Regions from separate parts of the Homo sapiens genome. Here region 2 is linked to region 1. The links are chromatin loops, found by intact Hi-C in ENCODE. Cell type or tissue: gastrocnemius medialis. All regions are shown on one strand. Links, peaks and the distances in the headings refer to the core of each region. The heading gives the core; the rest is flanking DNA.

What was found. Hi-C counts contacts between places; a loop is a spot of excess contacts. Peaks named below come from ENCODE experiments on the same cell type or tissue, not always from the same donor. Only the 100,000 strongest peaks of a DNase experiment are listed, where the experiment ranks them.
Region 2: a loop joins it to region 1, with 10 times the contacts of the local background. A loop is called at or near these places in 99 of 110 quality-filtered maps.

Annotation. Positions count from the first base shown.
Region 1 is chr10:92,084,013-92,092,103 of GRCh38, forward strand. CPEB3 (cytoplasmic polyadenylation element binding protein 3) reads right to left here. Exons shown (of 10, transcript NM_014912.5): 8 at 7,818-7,932. Among named protein-coding and RNA genes, the nearest start is that of BTAF1, 160 kb to the left of the region's middle. In gastrocnemius medialis, for the core only: a CTCF peak has its summit at 3,920 (motif pointing right); a DNase peak (open chromatin) is centred at 3,909; H3K27ac peaks cover 1,174 bases.
Region 2 is chr10:92,431,068-92,439,158 of GRCh38, forward strand. No RefSeq gene overlaps it. Among named protein-coding and RNA genes, the nearest start is that of IDE, 140 kb to the right of the region's middle. In gastrocnemius medialis, for the core only: a CTCF peak has its summit at 4,124 (motif pointing left); no DNase peak of the experiment used is centred there; H3K27ac peaks cover 1,064 bases.

The DNA.
Region 1 (8,091 bases), core at 1,732-6,731:
CTCTACTAAAATACAAAAAATTAGCCGGGCGTGGTGGCAGACGCCGGGAGGCTGAGGGAAGAGAATGGCATGAACCTGGGAGCTGGACCTTGCAGTGAGCCGAGATCACGCCACTGCACTCCAGCACAGGCGAAAGAGCAAGACTCTGTCTCAAAAAAAAAAAAAAAAAAAAATCTTCAGGATCTCCTGATGCCAGAGAAGCACAAACATTCCATTACTTTGTGAATCTATCTGCTTGAAATCATCTGCACATTCCAAGGATTAGATCGTGACTGATGTTGCTGGCAGTTAAGTACTTTTGATAGGAAACAGAAACCCTCATCTGCTTATGCTCTTATGACAACCAATTATAAATAAATAATTTCCATTTATGAACTTATATGTAGTTGCTTTTTTGGCCACCAAAAAGTCTGCAGACATTTGAGTTGATTAGGTCTCACTTAAGTGAAGGGCAATTTGTTGAGAAGCTAGAAGAAACCAAGGTGACTTAAGAAGAGGTTTTTGGGAGAAGAGTATGAAAATTTCCCATCTCCCTCTCTACCCTCATCTGTATTTTATTATTTATTTATTTATTTACTTATTTTTGAGACGGAGTCTCACTCTGTTGCCCAGGCTGGAGTGCAGTGGTGCAATCTTGGCTCACTGCAAGCTCTGCCTCCTGGGTTCACACCATTCTTCTGCCTCAGCCTCCCGAGCAGCTGGGACTACAGGCGCCCGCCACCACGCCTGGCTAATTTTTTGTATTTTTAGTAGAGACTGGGTTTCACCGTGTTAGTCAGGATGGTCTCGATCTCCTGACCTCATGATCCGCCTGCCTCGGCCTCCCAAAGTGCTGAGATTACAGGTGTGAGCCACCGTGCCCGGCCTCATCTGTATTTTAACTACAGAAAGTCTAATACTATGACCACCCTTGAAGGGAAGTAAACAATAGTCAAACAACTGCTGTTCATATTTGGTCTTTTGCTCAACCAGTGAGTCTTCATTCAGCATACTTTATTAAGCATACTTAAATGAACTCATTTAAGTACTAAACAGAATTTCTAGTCCTCATTTGAAACCATCCTCTGCAGAGGGCAGAGACAAAGTAGCTCCCAGGAGGATGTTCTTAACATTTAACCTGAGGAAAATGAGGGTAGCAGAGCAGGGCATAGAGGCGAAGGAATCCAGAGTTCACACAGAGGTGAAAATAGGTATATAGTTCACGAGGAAGTCGAGACTTTCCAAACTACTTTTTATTTTCTTTCCCATCCAGACAGTGCTCATTGGTCTGTCTGGTCATGGTGGGAAGATGGCGGTCTAATAGCTATGGTTCAAGGGTATACCATACTTTGGACAAGATGCTCTGTGATCCTAAGACAACTTAAGTTGTCTCATGAACAACTTCCATGGTAGCAGCAACACAATGAGTCTAATCCACATGCTGGCTCTTGTGATGAGCGTCACTGTGCCACAGACTGGAGGGGCAAACTAGAATACTGCAGCAATATGGAGCATAGCATCCCCATGGATTCCTTTGGATTGTGATGACTACATCTCTGAATCTGAATATAAGCTTCAATTATGGTTCCTTGGATTTGCTCCTGATTCTTTTTTCTTTTTTCTTTTTCTTTTTTTGAGATGGAATCTCGCTCTATCGCTCAGGCTGGAGTGCAGTGACACGATCTCGGCTCACTGCAACCTCCGCCTCCAGGGTTCAAGCGATTCTCCTGCCTCCGCCTCCCAAGTAGCTGGGATTATAGGAGTGCAGTCACCACGCCCAACTCATTTTTATATTTTTAGTAGAGATGGGGTTTTGCCATATTGGCCAGGCTGGTCTTGAACTCCTGACATCAGGTAATCCACCTGCCTTGGCCTCCCAAAGTGCTGGGATTACAGGCGTGAGCCACCGTGCTTGGCCTGCTCCCAATTCTTTACAAAGATGTGAAAGGGTCTTTAGTTCACCAGAGAGGAAACCCATGATGACTCCTTCTTCATGGGTTCACCTTAGGGCCCTATTTATATCATTTAATTATAATACATTTCAAAGCCAGCTAAGGCAACATGTGAGTCTGAGATACTGGAGAGCCAAACGAGATAGAGTAGAAATGAGGATTCCAGAGGAAAATAACACATTCGTCTCTACAGATTCTAAACTGCGAATCTATAATCCATATTTCTTCTCTTTGGAAATAAGGACAAAACAGATAGGCAAGAGGCATAGGGCACCTTAAGATATCAAAGAGGTCTTGACTTCTGAAAGAAAGGAAGATTAAACTTGAGGAGGACTTTCTAGGTTTACCACAATTGTCAAGTTGGTTCAAGGGCAATTCACACACTTCAAGTGGAAGAAATGTGCTCATAAGCTTCTGCTCTGCATCAGATATGTTGGGAAGTTAAGAATATTTTCAAATAGATGGTATGAACAATGAATTAAATCAGACAGAGTACACTGGTACCAAGTAGACTGTTACTACTGTTACTGAGACAACATCTCAGATCTCAGCTTAATAAAGTATCTTTCTTTCGACCTGAGAAAGACCAGTTACTCTATCTGAACTCTGCTTCATCATCTCGAAAGCGCAGTCTACCACTTACAATCTCACAGGGTCATTGTGAGAATTAAACATCCATGAGAGCTCTGGGCACACTGCTGAGGACAGAGTGGTATTCAAATGTTTAGTTTTGTCCAGGGTTCTTGCCCCTCTCCCACCCTGTGAATCTCTGCTTAACATTTAAGTTGGCCTGGTTTTATGCTCTATAAGTATCAATTCATTGCAGTGTTATTTTGGTTTTATGCTAATATCACACAGCCTGCCACTGATATGGCAAAGTTTGACATCAGCTTTGGATGAGGGTTTGCTTTTGGTGCAGAGGGAGGACACAAACACATACTAACATTAGGAAAACCCTTATCCCTAAAGGTAATACAGTTAATCAAGTCAGTATGCCAAATCTGGAGTTTATCCGGGACAACCCATACTGAACTTAGGACATGGTGAAAAAGCTTCTACTGTTGAAAAACTTGATACAGGATGGTTTCTGCCTGCAACCATATCATAAAACAACAATAAAGGATAGGGTTATAATATACTCCTGTTTCCTAAGTCACAAATCAGGACATGGTTTCTAATACATGTGAACTATCAAATGTTTATATAAAATGTCTGAAATAAATGATCTTAGAAAAATTCAGGATATATGTTCTCTAGATATATGCCACATATCTCTGAATATTTACTTCACAAATTTTTACCTCCCACAGAAAAACCATCCTCACAACAGTCAGGGCAGGTGGGGAAGGCAGAGAAAGAAATTTCAGGATTCACCACAGAATATTGGTAGGGGAAAAAAAGAAAGGAAGGAATTATCACAGCAATTGTTAGGAAAGATAGAACCAAAAGATGAACGAGAAAACAGTAGGTTGTGGGGATTCAGATGAGCACTCTCTCAAGATTGATCTGTTTGCAGGGCCTAAGGAAGTCATGAAGTCAAGAACAGTTTATATGCTTCTAATGAGAAAGACTGAAAGTTTTTCCAGCCTGATCAAGGTTGGGAATGAATGGATCCAAAAGCTTGGTCACTGGGGCAGTCCTCCCATCAGATGCCAAAACCAAGAAATTTGGGATCAGAGGAATACTCATGTTAATCAACTGGGGAAGAGTACAGAGACCACATACCTCACTCTCTACTTTTTCCTGGTGATATCATAACCCCCAAGTCTGGCACTTATTTTCTGTCAGAGTGAAGAGATATGCATTCTGGAGAGGTCCTAATGCCACAGAGATATGCAACAGGGCTATTTCTGTATGGAGATTCACATTACGTGAATGAAGCAGAGTGGCAACGTGTTGTACTTCCAGGTGGCAGCAGGAGGAGAATCAAACTGCCCATTATTACCCTGTACTGACTCTAAAGAATATGCGAGCTTTAGCCACATGGTGGCACGGTGAGTCTACTTACAGGCTTTCCTAATGTGAGGGCAGGGTGAGGTGGGGAGTAGAAAGAAAACAAGATCTGATAAACACCAGGAGACTTCAGGCAAACCATCGTTGGCTTGCTATTGTCACCGATGGGAATGATGAAAGGAAGAGACAGTAATAATGTGTATTATTTGACATAGAAAAACCCACAATCAGGCAATGAGTAAGCTCATCTAAATTTTCCACTGATATTTTCCCATTTTCAGCTTTGCTTTTCTTTTCCTTTCTAGGACTGTGATTTTTTTCCAACCTAATTTTTTTTTTTTTTTTTTTTGAGATAAGGTCTTACTGTCACCCAGGCTGGAGTGCACTGATGCAATCTCAGCTCACTGCAGCCCCGAGCTCCCTGGGCTCAAGTGGTTCTCCTGCCTCAGCCCCCCAAGTAGCTGGAACTACAGGAGTGTGCCATCATGCCTGGCTAATTTTTGTATTTATTGTAGAGACAGGGTTTCACCATGTTGCCCAGGCTGGTCCAACCTGAGTTTTTAAAAGGAAGGTTTATCAAAGAACCAGAAACTCAGGACAATACTGCTTAAAATAGGTTGCCTTTTTTCTTTAAGAGGTGTTTGTATATTTCTGTTTAAAGGGATAAGGCCTGTATTCAGAATAACTATCAGTGATATTGGTCCTTGTCTTACAATGAGGAAATATCAAAGATTAAAAAAAAAAAACTCACAAGATCCAAAGGAATAACACTTCAGTGATAACATTTTAGTCACTGTGACATATTAAGGGATACTTTTTGGCCCTGAATAAGGTAAAAATCCACCTGGACATCTAAAATCACACCTGTTGAGTAGGGACACCCATATCTAGTCCAGGATCAGTCTACATAAAATGCTTAAAATAGTTTTAGACTTTCCAAAATTCCATAACTAGAATATCCCTTGGAAATAATAAAAAATGCTCTAAAGCATTTCAAAACCAAATTTGAAAATCATGTTAAAGAATATAATCTGGTCTCCAGTTAATTCTGAGTTCACATTCTATAAACACATTTGTTTTCTTCTGAAATCTTTTGACTGTCTGTAAATGATTACCTCTTTAACATGATAGTGGGATATTCAGTTTTGCATGACACATATTTTCTCAGTGCCAGTAATACAGTAGATGCTCAATAAATGTTTATCATTCAAGTGAACTGTACTGTATTCAACTTCAGCTTGTCTAGCAAAGTCACAATGAATTCCTTTAAAAAACGTCTTCTATTCCAAGGTATACATCAGTTCCCAAAGCTCAGTGTGTTTCAAAGAAACCCAATCCCTAGGATTATACATAAAAGTTGCAGATGTTAACTTTTTGTCTTGATAACATGGCCCTCTAAACTAGAAGTCTTGGGATGAATGGTAAAATTCTAAGACAATAATATAGATTACTTTGCCACCTAGAAACTAGCTATGCTTAAGGGAAGTGTTGGCATGGGAGGAACCCTATCAATAATTCAAGTGATTTTAGATTACTATCCACATAACTATAAAAACAAAACATTTTAAAACAAAAAATTTTAGCTTAGTTGAAAAAAAAGAGAACTTCGGCTGGGCACGGTGGCTCACACCTGTAATCCCAGCACTTTGGGAGGCCGAGGCGGGTGAATCATGAGGTCAGGAGTTTGAAACCAGCCTGGCCAACATGGTGAAACACTGTCTCTACCAAAAATACAAAACAGCCAGGCATGGTGGTGTGCGCCTGTAGTCCCAACTACTCGTGAAGCTGAGGCAGGAGAATCTCTTGAACCCGGGAGGTGGAGGTTGCAGTGAGCTGAGATCGGGCCATTGCACTCCAGCCCAGGTGACAGAGTGAGACTCCGTCTCAAAAAAAAAAGGAACTTCAAATTATGAAAGGTATAATATAGTATCTAGTCAGGGAACACAAAATCCCATTTCTTACTAGACAACTAAATATAATTCTTGTTTAATCCTAGAATTTGTGGCATCTTGCAGATACCAAATGTTAAAGAATATAATTTCATGCCCAGGGGTTCACTTCTTGCAGTGTTGGTGTGATCATACAGCAACCTTTTGGAAAAGGTATCTTCACAGGATTTACAGAAGAAAAATGATACATAGGCCCTTACCTATCCTTCCAAATCATTAAAACAGGAAGAATAAAGAGTGAATAATACAAATTGAAGTTTAATGTATAAACTTGTATGTCTGTGACTTAGATAGACATAAGAAGTTACAGCCAATTCTGTTATTTTTATAACTATAGGGCTTTTTCAGAATATTTTTTCAGATTCCTATCTAGGAAAAAAAGGAAAGGGGCTAGAACATAAAAACTAATTTGTGGCTGGGCGTGGTGGCTCACGCCTGTAATCCCAACTACTTTGGGAGGCTGAGGTGGGTGGATCACCTGAGGTCAGGAGTTCAAGACCAACCTGGCCAACATGGCAAAACCCTGTTTCTACTAGAAATACAAAAATTAGCCAGGTGTGGTGGCACACACCTGTAGTCCCAACTACTTGGGGGACTGAGGCTGGAGAATCACTTGAACCCAGGAGGCGGAGGTTGCAGTGAGCCGAGATCATGCCACTGCACTCCAGCCTGGGCAACAGAGCGAGACTCCATCTCAAACAAACAAACAAACAAAAAAACTAATTTGTGCTTGCAGTTAGTTGCAAAAGGAATAGCTAGAATACTAGCAATGATTGTCCATTTGTAAAATAAGGAAAAGGATTTCTGTCCCTCTCCACTCCTAAATATAACACTAGTTAGAAAAAGTCAGAAATATTTCACAACACCTCCACCATTTTTTTTAAAGCACAGTTTACAAAGGGCTGCATTTGCCCCCATCTCATAATGCTTTTCACGTTTGAATTAGCCCTTCTTAGACTTTATTCTCCGACTGCAGATAAAAGGGGAGCATCTCTGCTGTTTTGCTTTCTATCTTTCATTTGACAGTTTTCCATTCGAATGAAGAAAATAAGACCCAATCAGAACAAATATGTTTAAAAGTTCTTCAAAATGAAATTATGAGTGTCTTTATATAGGTCTAAAGTTATCTTTTAGGTGTAGGCTGGAGTTGGGATTTGGATGAGTATGTTACAAATGTTGAGGAACTTTCAGAATTAAGTTTTGAAAGTAATACAGCTAAATAACGTTAGGTTACATTTTATAATTCCATTTCACAACATGATTTTAATGATCTCTGCTTTTTGTTTTAATTTTAGGTAGAACTAAGTCTATGTGCATATAAATAACACAAAAGAAATGTACTTTCACAGTGGCAACAGTAACTTTTTTTGTCTTACTTTAAAAAAATAAACTTAATTATTCTAAGTGCTTCAAAAACTTAGATCTTAGAAATGATTTTGTTATACTCCACTGGCATTAATAGTGGTTATTAGGAGGCTGATGTACAGCTGATTGGATTTGTCTTTGGATTTAAATATGTATTGAAGCCATCAGTTCAACAACACTTCAAACTCTCCAGTCAATTATGATTCTGCTCAAATCCAGCAGCACAATTATTTCATCACTGGAAAGGAACTTAAAAAAAAAAACCAACAGGGAAGCTTTAAAAAAGATTTCTGTCATACATAACAATGCTGACTGGCATAAGAATGCACATTGCCAAATGTGTTATTATTTTTTATATAAGCAATTAAATAGGAAAGCACTAAATAGAATTCATTTTGTCAACATAACTGTTTAATGAAATTCACTTTTGCACCATAACAAAATAGAGCATTTTGGGAGAAAACCTTTAATCCTGAAAAAGCTCAGTGAAAATGATGACAGCCTTCTTTTTGGAGACTATGTATAGCTGACTGGAAACCTAGAAAATATTTAAGACTAAAGGCATTGGGGATTTTGTTGTTGTTGGTTTTGTTGTTGTGGTATTACTATTTCCACTCACCAGCTCGAAGGGGTCGTGGAACTCCCCCAACAAAGATAGTTTTTCTGGGGTCCAAAGGCTGAGAACCATCCATTACAAAGTCACTGTCACTTAGGTTCCATGGTCGAATTTGCACCTGAAAAAAAGTTGTTTACTTGGTCCTTACTTCATTTCCATCAACCCCAAATGAGAATAAGATGACTAAAGACAAACCCACTGATTTGTGCATTTCACAATGAACATGACCCAAACAAAATCCAGTTAATTAGTTAACGTAATCTGCATTAAGTACCTT
Region 2 (8,091 bases), core at 1,129-6,128, 350 kb after region 1:
TTTGCTGCAGACCACAGAATAGCAACTATCCTGAATATTCTGACCCCTGAATAGCAAATTACCACTCTGCTGAATCAAAATGTGGAACTCTTACTCGTTCCCAGTTCTTTTTCCAATTAGATGCCTTGTTGTTTACTCTTAAAATCAACTTAGGTCTCTTTCCTTTCTTTCCTCTTTTTCCTTTCTTCCTTTCCTTCCTTTCCTTTCCTTCCCTTCCTTCCTCCCCTTCCTTCCTCTCCTTCCCTTCCTTCCCTTCCCTCCCTTTCTTCCCTCCCTCCCTTCCTTCCTTCTTTCTTTTCTCTTTTTCTTTCATCTTTCTTTCTTTTTTGAGATGAAGTCTCGCTCTGTCACCCAGGCTGGAGTGCAGTGGCACGATCTCGGCTCACTGCAACCTCCACCTCCTGGGTTCAAGTGATTCTCCTGCCTCAGCCTCCTGAGTAGCTGGGATTACAGGCACGCACCACCACACCTGGCTAATTTTTGTATTTTTAGTAGAGACGGGGTTTTACCATGTTGGCCAGGCTGGTCTGGAATGCCTGACCTCGTAATCTGCCCTCCTCAGCCTCCCAAAGTGCTGGGATTATAGACATGAGCCACCACGCCCGGCCTATTTATTTATTTTTGAAACCAGTTCTCACTCTGTCGCCCAGGCTGGAGTGCAGTGGCAAGATCATGGCTCACTGCAGCCTTGACTTACCAGACTGAATCAATCCTCCCATCTCAGCCTCTCAAGTAGCTGGGACAACAGACACGTGCCACCATGCCCGGCTAATGTTTATATTTTTTGTACAGACAGGGCCTTGCCATGTTGCCCAGGCTGGTCTTGACCTTCTGGGCTCAAACCATCTGACTACCTCAGCCTTCCAAAGTGCTGGGATTACAGGTGTGAACCACCATGCCTTACCCAAATTAGGCTTATCTTGATGCAAACACCTTGTTGTCTGTTGCTATTTGGTTTATTGTTTCTGTGTCATTGTCTGTGTGTTCGGCCATAGCAGTGATGTATGTGTCCTGATCTGGTGCTTACCCTGAAGAAATCATAGGCTGTGTCAGGTAGAGCCATGGACAGTCTGGATTATCTAGCACAGTTCTGTTGAAAATATTCATTTGATATGTCAAACTATGCATTTTGTTTTCTTTTTCTTTGTTTTATATAGAATCAGGGTCTCACTATGCTGCCCAGGCTGGTTTTGAACTCCTGGCTTCCCACCTTGGCCTCCCAAAGTGCTGGAATTACAGGTGTGAGCGACCATGCCAAACCCAAACTGTGCATTTTGGCTCAGAAAATGTTGTTAGGGCAGGAACACTTGGCAGATTTCTTGGTATTTACAATTAGGCATTTAATACATACTTTTTAGAAATAACAACAACAACAAAGGAACTTGAGCTTCTCAAGTCTTAGCTTTGTCTAAAGCCCACAGGGTCTCTTTAGAAAGGATAATGTCTAAAATCAACATTATAAATATATTTATGGGAGACTGGTTTGAGTAATAAAACTCCGGTCTCCCGCAAAAATAAATAAAAATAAATAAGTAAATATATTTATGTTCTATATGCCAACATAGCAACTTCTCAGTGATGTTCAGTAAGGGATAAATTCCTCCATTTATTAAGTGTCTAATTGTAAATACCAGGAAATCTGCCAAGTGTTCCTGCCCTAACAACATCGGAGAACAACAGGAAGCCTGATCAACAGTGGCTTTTCCCCTCATAGCAAGTGCAGGGATAGGCAGTCCCCTGTAGTCCCAGCTACTCGGGAGGCTGATCAGCATAAAAGCTGCCCATAGTCGCCATCAGGGAGGGATCCGGGCTGCTCTCACCTGTCCATTCTGTCCTTCTTAGTTACAGTGGCTTTTGTCCTCACACTTGTCATCTCATGGCCAGTGGTGGCTGCTCCACTTCTAAGTTTCATGTCCCCAGGAAGATGGTAGCAAGAATTCGGGGGTGGAGGGACAAGGGAAAAAGACACTTCTTGTACTGAGGTATTGTCATTTTATTCAGGAAGGGAAGCCCTCCTTAGTGATTTCACTTAGATCTCATTGACCATCTCTCCCTACAAGGGAACAGAGAGACGGAGTTTGTAGCTTTTACAGCTTCTGTGACAGAGCTAGACAAGTGAGATGGGAGAAATGATTGGGAGCTACCAATCAAGTACTTCAGACTTAAGAAAAAAATAGAAATCACATTATTGCATCTGCATATTTCCTAAAATCCTGTGAGCAACACATCTTACGCTAATTTACTTGTGCAGATGTTGATTTCTATCTACATAATTTACAGAATGATCTCATTTCAAAAATTTCCACTCCATAAAATATGAACAATATTACACTCCTTTCTTATTTTCAGTTTTGGTGTCAGTTTATATGGTCTATTTTATCAAAGTGAACTAGGAAAAGGATTGAAAATATTTCTAGATTCTAATTCAGGTAATTGGGTGAATAAGAGTTTTTTTTTTTTCTTTTTTGAGATGGAGTCTCGCTCGGTCACCCAGGCTGGAGTGCGGTGGCACAATCTCAGCTCACTGCAACCTCTGCCTCCCGGGTTCAAGCGATTTTCCTGCCTCAGCCTCTCAAGTAGCTGGGATTACCGGCACGCACCACCACGCCCAGATAATTTTTGTATTTTTAGTAGAGATGGGGTTTCACGATGATGGCCAAGCTGGTTTTGAACTCCTGACCTCAAGTGATCTGCCCACCTCGGCCTCCCAAAGTGCTAGGATTACAGGTGTGAGCCACCACGCCCAGCCAAATAAGAGATATTTTTAGCCATGTGTCATTTTTCTTTCTTTCTTTTTTTTTTTTTTTTATGAGATGGGGTATTGCTCTGTTGCCCAGTCTGGAGTACAGAGGCACAATTATAGCTCACAGCAACCTCAAATTCCTGGGCTCAAGCAGTCTTCCTGCCTCAGCCTCTTGAGTTGCTGGTATTACAGGCATGAGCCACCACACCTGGCTGTCATTTTTATTTTACTTTATTATTTTATTTATTTATTTATTTAGAAACAGGATCTCCGTCTGCCTGTCGCCCAGGCTGGAGTGCAGTGACATGATCATGGCTCACTGCAGCCTTGACCTCCTGGGCTCAAGTGATCCTCCCACCTCAGCCTCCAGAGTAGCTGGGACTACAGGTAAGAGCCATCATGCCTGGCTAATTTTTTTATTTTTATTTTTTATAGAAATGAGGTCTCCCTATGTCGTCCAGGCTGGTCTTGGACTCCTGGGCTCGAGCGAGCCTTCTGTTTCAGTCTCCCAAAGTGCTGGGATTTCAGGCATGAGCCACCATATCCAGCCCTGGCTGTCATTTTTAAAGTTAGTTCCTGGTCTTTTCCTCTGAGGTGGCAAAAATTTCTTTGACTGGCAAGCAACAGCACCAAAGGTAATGTTACCTATCTTCCCACGTTTGTCCCCGCTTGGCACATTACATAAATTGGAGTCAGCCAGGTTCCATGGCTCATGCCTATAATCCCAGCAATTTGGGAGGCCAGGATGGGAGGATGGCTTGAGGACAGGAGTTCAAAACCAGCCTGGGCAACATAGTGAGACCCCGCCTCTACAAAAAATAAAAAATTAGGCAAGGTGGTGAGCACCTATAGTCCTAGCTACTCGAGAAGCTGAGCCTGGAGGATCACTTGAGCCCAGGAGTTCCAGGCTGCAGTGAGCTATGATGGAACCACTGCACTCCATCCTGGGAGACAGAAAAAGATCTTGTCTCTAAAAAAAAAAAAAAAAATTAAGGGCTGGGCACAGTGGCTCACGCCTGTAATCCCAGCACTTTGGGAGACCGAGGTGGGCGGATCACGAGGTCAGGAGTTTGAGACCAGCCTGGCCAACATAGTGAAAACCCGTCTCTACTAAAAATACAAAAATTAGCTGGGTGTGGTGGCAGGCACCTGTAGTCCCAGCTACTTGGGAGTCTGAGGCAGGAGAATCGCTTGAACCCAGGAGGAGGAGGTTGCAGTGAGCCGAGACCACGCCATTGCACTCCAGCCTGGGTGACAGAATAAGACTCCGTCTAAAAAAAAAAATTAAAAGAAGAAACCATAAATTGGAGTTGGTGTAGACATAAAGCCAGAGAATGGGTTTTGAGTGTGTGGAGCATTTTTCACTGAGAAGTGCTTTATCTCCATCTTGTGGACAACCTTATCTTTGCAATGTCAGCAGTGGTTCTCTGGCCTTAAACACACATAAGGATCACGAGGAGGACTTGCAAACAATCCAATATCCAGTCCTCTCTACCCCATCCCCACCAACTCAGTTAGTGTAGATATATATTTTATATATATATATGTGTGTGTGTGTGTGTATATATGTGTGTGTGTATATATATGTGTGTGTGTATATATGTGTATATATGTATATATGTGTATATATATGTGTATATATGTATATATATGTGTGTATATATGTGTGTGTGTGTGTGTGTATATATATATATATATATATATATATATATATATGATCTGTAGCTGGGCGATAGGAAGCAGGAAAAAAAAGATCTGTAGCCAACTTTCATATGCAATTAGGGTTAAAAACCAATAAGTTAGAAGAAACTCTAAGTCAGTTATGAATACTGGAACAATCATTCCTTCTATAAGACTGCCATAAAGTAAAAAGAACAATCTCTGTAGGTAAATTATACAATCTTCCAAAGGCCCTTTTACAACTTGCAGAGAGGAAATCAAGGAGTTGCTAGCAATATGAGAAATCTAAACCCAAATCCAAATTGCTTTCTGTGCAACTCTCCCTATGATGAGGCAGAAATGTGCTGAGCAAAGAGACATGCAAATACACACACCATCAGACTTGTCCCTGGGCCAAACTGTGAAGTGGTTTCCACCTGCTTTTGGTATCATATATGTTTCCTGGCTGCTTTCTTGCGTATATCCTTGTTTAATTCTGGTTCTTCTCATGAATGCCAATATTTGCCTGAGGGCACAGGGCCCTGGAAGGCCTCAGGTGCCCACCCAGATCTTGCTTTTCCCTCCATCTTTTCGTTTATTAAAACTTACCTTGCCGGGATCTGATTCTTTCTCAGCTCATTATCTTCTTAAAAAGCTTCTCAAACTAATTCCCAATGACAATGGGTCAGTCTTCATCATAATGCAGGCATTATTGGAATTTTTTTTTTTTTTTTTTTTTTGAGATGAAGTCTCCCTCTGTTGCCCAGGCTGGAATGCAGTGGTGCAATCTAAGCTCACTGCAATCTTTTGCTTCCCGGTTCAAGTGATTCTCCTGCCTCAGCCTCCTAAGTAGCTGGGATCACAGGAGCCCACTATCACGCCCGGCTAAATTTTGTATTTTTAAAAGTAGAAATGGGGTTTCACCATTGTGGTCAGGCTGGTCTCGAACTCCTGACCTCAGGTGATCTGCCTGCCTCAGCCTCCCAAAGTGCTGTGATTACAGGCGTGAGCCACCATGCCCAGCCTGGAATAAAATTTAGTCATTAAAATAGGAGACCAAGTTCTGCTCTGGCAGTGGTTGACTAGATGGTGCTGAAACCTCTCACTGAAAACAAACTAGAAAAGATGTACAATATATACCATTAAGAGTGAAAAGACAAGCCAAAGAGTGATAAATAATAAAAATAACAAAAGAGCTCAGACCCAAAATATATGGGACTCCTACAAATCACTAAGGATTGACAACACAATTAAAAAATGGCTGAGAGGCCAGGCACAGTGCCTCATGCCTGTAATCCCAGCGTTTTGGGAGGCCAAGCAAAATCACTTGAGACCAGGAGTTCAAAATTAGACTGGGCAACATAGCAAGACCCCTGTCTCTACAAAAAAATTAAAAAATCAGCTGGGCATGGTTGGGCACAGTGGCTCACGCCTGTAATCCCAGCACTTTGCGGGGCTGAGGCGGGTGGATCATCTGAGGTCAGGAGTTCAAGGCCAGCCTGACCAACATGGTGAAACCCCATCTTTACTAAAAATACGAAAAGTTGACAAGGTGTTAACTTTTCTCATATTGCTAGCAACTCCTTGATTTCCTCTCTGCAAGTTGTAAGAGGGCCTTTGGAAGATTATATAATTTACCTACAGAGATTGCCTCGGGACGCTGAGGCAGGAGAATCATTTGAACCCGGGAGGCGGAGGTTGCAGTGAGCCGAAATGGCACCACTGCACCCCAGCCTGGGCGACAGAGCAAGACTCTGTCTCAAAAAAAAAAAAAAAGAAAAGAAAAGAAAAGAAAAAGGCCGGGTGCAGTGGCTCATGCCTGTAATCCTAGCACTTTGGGAGGCCGAGGTGGGCGGATCACCTGAGGTCAGGAGTTCGAGACCAGCCTGACCAACATGGAGAAACCTCATCTCTACTGAAAATACAAAGTTCACCGGGGGTGGTGGCGCATGCCTATAATCCCAGGTATTCGGGAGTTTGAGGCAGGAGAATCGCTTGAACCCGGGAGACGGAGGTTGCAGTGAGCCGAGATCGTGCCATTGCACTCCAGCCTGGGCAGTAAGAGTGAAACTCCATCTCAAAAAATAAAATAAAATAAGCTGGGCATGATGGCACACACCTGTAGTCCTAGCTACTTGGAAGGCTGAGGTGGGAGGATTGTTTTAGCCCAGGATTTTGAGGCTGCAGTGAGCTATGACTGCATCACTGCACTCTAGCCTGGGTGACAGAAAGAGACCCTGTCTCAAAAAAAAATTGGTGAAAGACTTCACAAAAGGGAACACTGAAAAGTCAATACACATGAAAAGTTTCTTAAGCTCATTATATGCAAAGAAATGCTAATTAAAACCACAGTGTATATACCTACTACACCCATGAGAATGGCCAAAATTTAAAAGACTAACAGTTGGTCCAAGAGTTGTGGGTTGTTAAGCTGATTAATATTGTCTCCCTCTACAACCATGCTTGACTCCAAAAAATAAAGAAAATAAAAAATAAAAATACTGGCCAGGTGCAGTGGCTCACGCCTGTAATCCCAGCACTTTGGGAGGCTGAGGCAGGCGGATCACGAGGTCAGGAGATCGAGACCATCCTGGCTAACATGGTGAAATCCCGTCTCTACTGAAAATACAAAAAATTAGCCGGGCGTGGTGGTGGGCGCCTGTAGTCCCAGCTACTCGGGAGGCTGAGGCAGGAGAATGGCATGAACTCACGAGGCAGAGCTTGCAGTGAGCTGAGATTGCGCCACTGCACTCCAGCCTGGGGGACAGAGCAAGACTGCGTCTCAAAAATAAATAAATAAATAAATATAAATAAATAAATAATAAATAAAAATAAAAAGACTAACAATACCAAGTGATGGTAAACAGCTGAAACTCTCATACCCTGCTGTGAGAGTGTAAATTCGCATAGTCACTTTGGAAAACTGTTTAGTTGTATCTGCTAAAGTTGCTCACACACATGTATCCTATGACTTTGCAATTTCACCTGTTACAGAAATAGATGCAGATACGTACCAAAGACATGTTTTTGTTGTTGTTGTTTTTGAGACAGAATTTCGCTTTTGTTGCCCAGTCTGGAGTGCAATGGTGGGATCTGGGCTCACCACAACCTCCGCCACCCAGGTTTAAGCGATTCTCCTGCCTCAGCCTCCCGAGTAGCTGGGATTACAGACATGCACCACCATGCCCAGCTAATTTTGCATTTTTAGTAGAGATGGGATTTCTCCACTTTGGTCAGGCTGGTTTCAAACTCCCAACCTCAGGTGATCCGCCCACCTCAGCCTCCCAAAGTGCTGGGATTACAGGCATGAGCCACTGTGCCTGGCATCAAAGACATGTTTTAAAATGTTTAAAAATAGGCTGGGCGCAGGCCAAGATGGCGCCACTGCACTCCAGCCTGGGTGACACAGCGAGACTCCGTCTAAAAAATAAATAAATAAATAAAATAAAATTATTGAGATGTACCTGGAAGTGCTCCTCAAACTTTACTGTATGTTTGACTCACCTGGAGATCTTGTTAAAAGGTAGATTTTATCCAGTAGTCTGCGGCAAGCTCCAGTTGATGCCCACACTGGTCCACCGAGCATGCTTTGACTAGCAAGGACCTAGGGCGCTTCCCAAACTATGTTCCACCAACAGTAACGTTTTGCAAAGTGTTGACATTATTAAATTACTAAAATATAATAAAAA